3 separate regions of the Homo sapiens genome follow, and all the other regions are linked to region 3. The links are chromatin contacts, found by Hi-C or POLR2A ChIA-PET in ENCODE. All regions are on one chromosome and are shown on one strand. Each heading gives the region's core, a stretch centred on a gene start or an enhancer-like site at or near the end of the contact. The rest is flanking DNA. Distances are from core to core; before and after follow the strand shown.

Region 1 (2,847 bases), core at 126-2,625, 790 kb after region 3:
CAAGGCTACAGTAACCAAAACAGCATGGTACTGGTAATGGCTGCACAACTATGCAAATATACTAAAATCCATTGACTCATACACTCTAAATGGGTGACCTTTATGGTGTGTGAATTATGTCTCATAAAGTTGTTAGAAGTCAACATAAATGGAAGAGCAACCATTCACATAAAAATAAACAAAATTGTCAATGTTTTAAGAATTTTTCAGTAGGTGTAGTTAATTACAATTTGACTTTTTTAAGTCTGCACTAAAATTACTCACCAAAACCAATAGCAGGGTCCTCACTGCTGTTACTGAAAATGATTAACCTTTGATACACTTGTAATATCTGAGAAAAAGAAATGCAGGGGTCTCAGCAGGGCTCCCTTCTAAGGTCACTTGATTTCTAAAGAAGTAACCACTAGGTTTGAAGTCATCAGGATGTTAACTATGGGGATGGTTGGTTCAGTACCCAACATCCTGACAGCACATCTGACCATGTATATTGTATCGGAGACCACATCCTCAGCTCAGAAAAAGAGCTGAACTCATTTCAAATAGAAAGCACACTGCATACTGTTCCTCCAGGGACTGAGGTTGACTCTTCTTAGAGTGAGACATTCCCCAACATTGGAACAAAAATGACTCCCACTTCTTTTCTCACCTAAACCTGTTCAGAAGAAAGTAAGGAAGAAAGGCAGGAAGCAGGGGTCGGGGGGGGGCGGGGAGGGAGGGAAACTCGGAGATACTTTCAGTATCTAAAGTTGTGAAACTAGACAATCAGGAACGCACAATCAGAGGGCTGAAAAGGGCCAAGAGCCCCTACCCTCCTCCAGCCCATGTTCCCACACCTGCCACAGACCAGGCAGGAGCACAATAAACACTCACCACAAAGTGGGGAAGGAAAATCCAGGCAGGAGCCTCTATGTAAATAAATCTCCCTCCTGTCCTCAGCTTGCACTTGGCCTGCTAATTCTTATATAACCCAAGGAGACAGCTAGAAAGAATTTTGATTGGTGACCAATTTTGAGGACTTTTATTAAAATTCTAATTTAAGTCTTCGAGAGTTTCCAGTCATGGATACTACAGATAATATTGCAGATGATGAAAGCGTCTTCAAAATCATAGCTGAGACACTTTACAGTCTTCCCTGGTGTACTCTGATGGCAACAAGGTCCCTTGCCCCTCTCCTACCCTGTAGAATTCCAGCGCCCCCCTCAGCAGTCCTAGCAAAGGAAAGCCTGCCTGCTGGCAGTGAGCCATCATCCACCATTCTCACTTATTTGGATTTGGTTTCCTAATGCTAAACTTTGAAACTTGAAAAAAAAAATGAAAGGAAACCACATCCTTTTTACTCTCAGTATATAGATAGAGGCAGTTAAGAACTGAAAACAGATTTTCAGGTTGATTGATGTGGGACAGCAGCCACAATGAGGAACTCCTATAGATTTCTGGCATCCTCTCTCTCAGTTGTCGTTTCTCTCCTGCTAATTCCTGAAGGTAAGACTGATTCTTCTCATTTCCATTATGACCATGAAGCAAAATGGAGCAGACTTTCAATGAACTTTTGGCAATATTACCTTCCTATACTGAAAGAAGATGTTTTCCCCCAAGCCTTATAATGTTTAGCCAGGCACAATGGCACATGCCTGTAGTCCCAGCTACTAGGAACGCTGAGGTGGAAGGATCACTTGAGCGCAGGAGTTTGAGTCCAGGCTGGGCGACATAGTGAGACCCTGTCTCTATTTTTTTTTTTTAAATAGCATTCTTTCTTGGATTTTAAATATGTCTGTATTTTAGAAAAAAAAATCTTTTCTTCTCATAATTATTTTGCAAAAGATAGCAGAACCACCAATGCTTATTGCTGCCAATTTGTAACTTGAAAATTGCCAAAAAGGACAATGTAAAAATGAGTTAACAAAACTCTCTTGTTCGTAAAACAAATAGTACCTTCCAGGAAAGGAATAGTGGCAACTTAGTCAGCTCAGCCTTTCCTGCTGCAGAAAATGCATAGATAAAGACAATTAAGACAAATCTGACCTAGACACCAAAAGTGAATCAGGAATTATTAGAATTTTTATACTTATTTCTCTGGTCTAGAGACTCTTTGGCAATAAATTAAGGCGTGAGGCCAGTTCCCTCATTAACCCTTTGGGTGTGCTATAGTATTTTTTATTAAGCTAATTTTTTGTCTACCAAATGGTAACCAATATTTCTGCTTTTGTGTGAGTTGAGCATGCATGGGTTAAAATGCTGTATAATTCATGGTATTACCACTGAAAGGGTGACAGCTCTTGGGGAGCTCTAGATTTCCCTTGAAGAACCTGCTAGGAAGTGAGGACTACTCTCAAGCTGTGGCAATATGGAGCCAGCCACGGTTTTTCCCAGGATTCATCAGCTTTTGGAGGCAGGGACTTATGTAATAACCTGCCTTGCCAGGAATTCCCAAAGAACTCTGGTTTATCATATTTAGGTGCATATCTGGTTTATGCACCTAAATATGAGAAGACTTTGGGAGGCTGAGGTGGGTGTTTCACAAGGTCAAGAGATGGAGACCATCTTGGCCAACATGGTGAAACCTTGTCTCCACTAAAAAAACAAAAATTAGCTGGGTATGGTGGCACGTGCCTGTAATCCCAGCTACGCAGGAGGCTGAGGCAGGAGAATCGCTTGAACCAGAGAGTTGGAGGCTGCAGTGAGCTAAGATCGTGCCACTGCACTCCAGCCTGGTGACAGAGCGAGACTCTGTCTCAAAAAAAAAACAAAAAAGAGAGAGAGAGAGAAGAAATATAAAAATAACAAGGCTGCAGGACATTTGGGACAAAGGTTGGCTATGTTATAAGCAGGGCATAGTATGACTATATT
Region 2 (3,204 bases), core at 255-2,754, 710 kb after region 3:
CTGGGAGGGTACTCATTCACATACAACTTAACATACAGGGAGGTCAGGCAGGTGATTTGGTCTAGGTCATAAGCTGTGTTGCCTTGGGCAAATTACTTAGCCTCTTGGAACTTATTTCTTCCATTGTAACATAAGTTGTCCTGCTTTCCTCAAAGACATAGACATGAAACCATAAATGATCATATAAAAAGAATTTTGGAAATAAGGTATTTTACTTATATATTATTAAGTTATAATGAATAATACATAATTATAGTATTATTTTTTATTATTCCTACTCTTTGTGCTAGAAAACAATTTGAAAGGAGTCTCTTGCAATCTGCCGAGCATAATAGCTCTGGATTTTAATTCTCCTTTCTAAAATGAATGGAAGATAAAATGCATACCTCTTAAAAGAAAGATCTGTTGATTTAATGCAAATTTTGATCAGTGTTACTAGGAAGTGATTGGCATTCTGATGCGTGATCTGTTTGTATTCATTTTATATTTGCACTGCTGATCAGTGTCTGGCACAAACAGAATCTTGTAGAATCTTGAGTCTAATACCTTTTGTATTGAAGGCCTGGCAATGCATTGTCATCTGTTCCTGGGAAGAATTACAAAATGCAGTCCTTTATTTTTAAAAGACATTATTATTAAGTCCCTGGAAAAACACATGGCCATTTTCAATTAAAAATGAGTAAAAGAGAGACTCTGAATCAAAAATAGTTGCCAATGTTCACCTTTAACAACATTATGAAATCTCACAAAAATGTAACTAAAATTTAACCAAATTTGGGCAAACTTAGAGAAACGACATGAGTAGGGATGTTTGCTGCAAAACATATGGTTTTCTCTGGTTGGTGCTCAGGCTTTAGCTAAGCCACATTGTGAAGTAACCATAATCTGTGCAAGGTCCATGTCTCTCTTCATCATAAATCTATGTCCAAATGAAAAAGAGAGAAGAATGAAATATGATAGGCACCATTTTGTGCCAGGAAAAATAGTAAGTATTGCTTGAGAGCAATGGACATCTTTGAACTCTGTCTGCAACTTCATTACATTCTTATGGCATGGATATTTTTCATTTATAAATATTATATACACATATAGTATAAATTTTCTTTATAGCATAAGTACTCTGATACAGGTATTAGAGATGGTATCTCCAGATATGAGTTCTTTATGGCATACATACCTCTCCCAAAAAAGTGCTAAAAGCAATTAGCCGGATGTGGTGGTGGGCGCCTGTAGTCCCAGCTACTCGGGAGGCTGAGGCAGGAGAATGGCGTGAACCCAGGAGGCAGAGCTTGCAGTGAGCCGAGATCGCGCCACTGCACTCCAGCCTGGGCGACAGAGAGAGACTCCGTCTCAAAACAAAACAAAACAAAAAAGTGCTAAAAGCACAGACCTGAAAGTCCCCAAACTGATACATAACGTTTACACCTAGGTGTGAAAAAAAATCTTACCCCTAGAGCACCTGTGGTGAGAAAGTCAAAACTTACAAGAACAAAACTCAGTCTTCAGAATCTTCTTCCTTCATCACAGGATCAACACATTTCATCTGGGCTTCTTAAATCTAAATCTTTAAAATGACTAAGTTTTCTTCCTTTTCTCTGTTTTTCCTAATAGTTGGGGCTTATATGACTCATGTGTGTAAGTATCTCCTATATCTACATGTAAACATTAAATGAATTTCTACTGACTATATTGTTATATTATAGATGAAAATTATTTTCACAATCATTCCTATCTTTCTGAACTGTAATGTATTATACAAATTTTTCATCAGTAAAATTATTGTAGCTTTTAGGTAGGGTTATTGTTGTTTTTTAAGCTTTGAAAATAATATAGTGACTGTCATTGGAAGAATTACATGAAACAGTAGTTTAGATCTTTTGTGTGAAACCTTTTGGTCTACTTTTGTAGGTTTCAATATGGAAATTATTGGAGGGAAAGAAGTGTCACCTCATTCCAGGCCATTTATGGCCTCCATCCAGTATGGCGGACATCACGTTTGTGGAGGTGTTCTGATTGATCCACAGTGGGTGCTGACAGCAGCCCACTGCCAATATCGGTGAGTCCTCCACACTTTTCCAGACATGTGTTTTTTCTGAAAGTTATTATAGGTACAAGAGAAGCTTACCTCTCCTGAATGAGAATTTGATCTACTGTTAGCTTCTGTGGTTACTGACCAACTGGTGGCGTTTATTTACCTTCTTCCACATCCACGCTTTCTGTCTTGGGTTTTCCTTTTCAGAGAGAACTGAGCTGCTTTTCCCAGGCAAGACATTAGACAAATTCAAGTCCTCTGTATAATGCAGGGAACACAGCAACAGTAATACTTGAAGCAGCAGTACTCTTGACCTTGTTAGATCACACTGCTCAAAAGGAAATCAGACAACCTGAGCTTGCTCTGTGCTCTGAGCTTCCCCATTTTACAAAGGGGTAATAATCATATCATACCTGCTTTGTGGGTTTTGAGAATTAAATAGTATCTGTTTAAGTATTTTAGCATGCTTGGCACATTTAGTAAGCACAAAAAAATTGCAGCTATTATCATTAGTATTATACGCATGAGAAGCCTACTTTGCCACTCCTAACAGTAGCTACCTAACAGTAGCTACTCACCACTTACAACTTTCCTAGGTGGAAAAAAACAAGTTATTGATGACTTCTAGAAAGAGAAAGATAATGAGAGAGTTATTTTCTAGGATACTTAGAATGAAAGCTTTTCTGAAGACAGAGTAAAACCTTCCAAAGTCCATTTCAGCCTAGGATTCTCTTACTTCAGCTAATAAAGCACAAAACCCCTCTTGGGATGCTGCAACCATCACAAAAGGAAATGCCAGTAGAAAACTAATTTGGTATTTGTTGTTTTGTTTGTTTGCTTGGGTTTTTGGTTTTGTTTTTTGTTTGTATATATGTTTCCTTATGTTTCTTACCTAATAAGCTGAAATGGAGCCTTCTCCTTTTCTTTCACTTAAAGATCTCTCTTAGCTGTAATGGTTTGCTCTCCAGGCATTGTCTATATCTAAACAGAACAATTGAATTGATTTGCTTTTCTATGCTTTGGGGGTTTTGTCTGATTACCCCATTTAAATGGAACTGTTTGATCACAAATTGGAAGTTTTGAAGCCTGCAAACTGGGAGATCTTCTGCTATCTCTAAATAGCAAGCCACTGATTTCCAATTTAATATGGTTACTTCATTTACACAGGGTTC
Region 3 (3,023 bases), core at 287-2,786:
AATAATCTTCTGGCAGCTCTCTTAACTTACAGGGCACCTTGTATTGTGAAGAATGTTCATAATCAGATAATCCCCGTAACCAGCTACAGTACTGGGTGAATAATATCCCTTTATCACAAAGATAAAGGAAGTTACTGCCATCAACAAATGAACAACAAAACAGAACTTGAATTCAGAATTTTAGATCCAGCTCCATTCACAAGGCTATGCATTAACTGCAGTCACCATCCTTTCCCACAAGACCATCAAGCTCTGAAGCATTAGGAGAAACATTTTCTTTATGTACACTAAAATAAGCCCAAATACACAGATAACAGCACAAAGCCGGTCCGGCGTTTCTTGGCCATCAAAGCATGCACAGACTTTCTCAGTACAGCCTTAAGTGTAATTCCTAGAAGGCACTGGCAAATCTCTGCCAGGCCAATCTGCAGTCGAAAACCGAGTGCATGTGTCCAACAAGATGACAGGAGGGTCAATGTTTCTAACCGTCTACTTCAACTCTGCATGGCAATAGCGGTTCTGCCCAACATGGTAAACACAATAATCGTATAGGATCGAACACAAGTCTCTGTAAATGAGGATCCCCTTAAACGCAAACAAGCAACTCTGGGGAAATATAATTTCTGGAACAAAACATGGTGCTCGCATAATTCCACAAAGACACATAGAAGTCCATTTTTAAAATGATGTTCGGTCCCAGCACTGTGCTGACACTTTTCCCACCTAAACTTCTCAGCACAAGCCTGGCCTAAACAGCCGGGTTCCAATCCGTGCACAGTGGAACCGCGGCACGCACCCAAGACCGGAATGGTGGGGCTATACCTGTCCCTACTCAGTCCTGTTCGTGCCAGCCTGCGAGGTAGTTTAGACCCGTCTGCTTTATGGTAATGTGCTTTTAAAACCCCGCCACGACCGAGGTCATAGCTTTAGAGATTTAATAACAATCAAATGACCAGGGCTGCTGGGCACTTAGTGAGCCATTCTGGTTATGGCTCTTTAATAGCACCTGGAGTTCTGCTCCAGGGAGAGAGGAAAACTCCTGCTCCCCCGGAAAGAAAGTCCTCTGCGGAGAGCGCAGAGGGAAGCCAGGAAGCCGATCGCGGGCAGGGGACGCGCCGCCGCGGCCGCCCCATCTCTCAAGCAGCCCCAGCGCGACCCTCGCCCTGCAGCCGTGCTGGCCCAGGCCGCACCTTTACCTGTCAGCTCCACCACCCACCCGCCCTGGAGGCTGCCCCTCCGAGTCCAGGGAAAGGCTTACCAGCCGGCTGCGGGAGAAAGAACCCCAGAGGCATCCTATCCCAAAGAAAGAAAGCAAAAAGGCTGCTCCTCAAGGCAGGGGGCCATCGGGCACGCCGAGATCCGAGAGGCGACATGCCACCCCTGCCCTGCACCTACCAGATAATCCATGTACAGAAACGCCTCAGTTATTCGGAGATCAGACATCCGGCAGCCTAAAGCATCCGGAACGGCTCCGAACCCGGAAAAAAAAAGCAGCGTCTCTGGCTGCGAGCGAGCAGCTCCTGAAAAAGCCAGCAACAGCGAAAATAGCCGAAAGCAGCCGACTAGCCGGAGATTACACAAGGGGCGCGGCGATTGGCCAGGCGGGCGGGCAGAAGGAAAGAAGCGTGCTCATTGGCTGCGGCGCCTATAAAAGGCAGGCCCCAGCTGGTGGCAGGAGAGAAACGCGGGAGTGGTGGGGGATGTGGGTTCCTGTGTGCTGAGCGGAGGAGCCGGGGTGGGGGCGGTGCAAGCGGAAGAAAGAGCCAAGAGAGCGGAAAATCGGCTGGTGCTGTCGCCGCCCGAGTTTTGTGTTTCCACAGCTTTCCAGTTGGGTACAACGGAGCCGAACTCCGTGTTCCCGGGCTGGAGAGCCTTGGTGTCCCCGCCAACCCCCAGTAGGAAGCGAGCGCTGTAACATGGGAGGCGTGGTCGCCACTGATCTTGTCTCCCCCCAGAGCCTTCCTAAAGGCTCTGCCGCCACGAGACTGCACCACCGGGAAAGAAGTGTGTGAAAGTGTACTCCGTAAACAGGCAATCCTGTACGCGACTTAGGGGCAGAAAGACCCTCCGCACTTTTATCATTTGAAAGTAAGGTGGACGATTCCAGCCTGGTGTCCCTGAGGGTACACACAGGCCCCCCGCGCAGCCAGAGGTGACTCAGGAACCCCCCTTCCAACCCCTGCGTAGAACGCCGAACAGTCTTCGGAGAATTCGCTTTCCTCCACGTGAAAAGGAAAAGAAAAACATTTGAGGAGTCGCAGTAGTCACTTGTACTCCCCAAACACACGGGAAGAAGTTGATCAGTTTGCATGCTTGGAGTCAAATTACGCTCAGCACAAATCCAACGCCCCTGAATTAAATGAGCAGTAGAAGCTCTCTGCAAAAAACACAACAGTATTTGTGACCCGGTATTATTTCAGGAGGTAAAAACATCTATAAGCAGATGCATTTGGGACGTATGCATTTCCTGGTAATGTCAATATCGCATTAAGCTAGTGGGTTTGGGCAGGGAAAGCCTGAATCGGACAAGAAGCTGGCTTTTTTTTTTTTTAGGCTATAAATAACCAGACCATGCCAGACACATGTTCTTAGGCTATGTTCTTAGGCTCAGGTGATTGGAGTGCCCCCCCCCCCATCCCCACCCTCAGGGCTTAGGGAGAATGGAAGATAAGGTGGATGCTGTCACCTGTATTAATAGTTAGGGCTTGCATACATACAGTAAAGTTTCAAGAGTGAAACTTCATCGACTGAACTCTTTATGAAGTGACTGCCTGACTCTACACGCGATGTTTTAGGAGTTGAATTTTTACTTTCCCCCTGACACCTTTCTTTTTTGTATCCTCAAGAAACAAATTTCCGTACCGTAAGTTTACCTGGGACTACCAAAACAGTTCTGTTAGATGACCGTGGAATTCACCCCAAATGTGCACATAACCAATAAGGGCGAGGCAGCCCCCTAGAGGGAGCTGTAGGTTGATGAGCCAAGTGATTTTAGGTATGCAGTCTAATTTCCAAACCTGTTT

The links. A loop is a pair of places that touch in the nucleus more often than their neighbours do. ChIA-PET counts read pairs that join two places held with the same protein, here RNA polymerase II (POLR2A). Pooled maps may share reads with other maps.
Region 1: a pooled map shows a loop between it and region 3 (6-fold over the local background). The contact joins the promoter of GZMA here to the promoter of ARL15 in region 3. A Hi-C loop is called at or near these places in 5 of 50 pooled maps. POLR2A ChIA-PET finds 5 or more read pairs at or near these places in 3 of 52 experiments (T-cell, activated CD4-positive, alpha-beta T cell and activated T-cell).
Region 2: a pooled map shows a loop between it and region 3 (4-fold over the local background). The contact joins the promoter of GZMK here to the promoter of ARL15 in region 3. A Hi-C loop is called at or near these places in 3 of 50 pooled maps. POLR2A ChIA-PET finds 5 or more read pairs at or near these places in 2 of 52 experiments (BJ and CD4-positive, alpha-beta memory T cell).

What each region holds. Positions count from the first base shown.
Region 1 is chr5:55,101,271-55,104,117 of GRCh38, forward strand. GZMA (granzyme A) reads left to right here and starts at 1,376. Exons shown (of 5, transcript NM_006144.4): 1 at 1,376-1,482. The coding sequence starts at 1,413.
Region 2 is chr5:55,022,752-55,025,955 of GRCh38, forward strand. It overlaps GZMK (granzyme K), which reads left to right and starts at 1,505. Exons shown (of 5, transcript NM_002104.3): 1 at 1,505-1,635; 2 at 1,909-2,056. The coding sequence starts at 1,572. LOC102467081 (a long non-coding RNA gene) reads right to left here and starts at 1,418. Exons shown (of 3, transcript NR_104662.1): 1 at 1,178-1,418.
Region 3 is chr5:54,309,037-54,312,059 of GRCh38, forward strand. It overlaps ARL15 (ARF like GTPase 15), which reads right to left and starts at 1,537. Exons shown (of 5, transcript NM_019087.3): 1 at 1,396-1,537. The coding sequence starts at 1,443.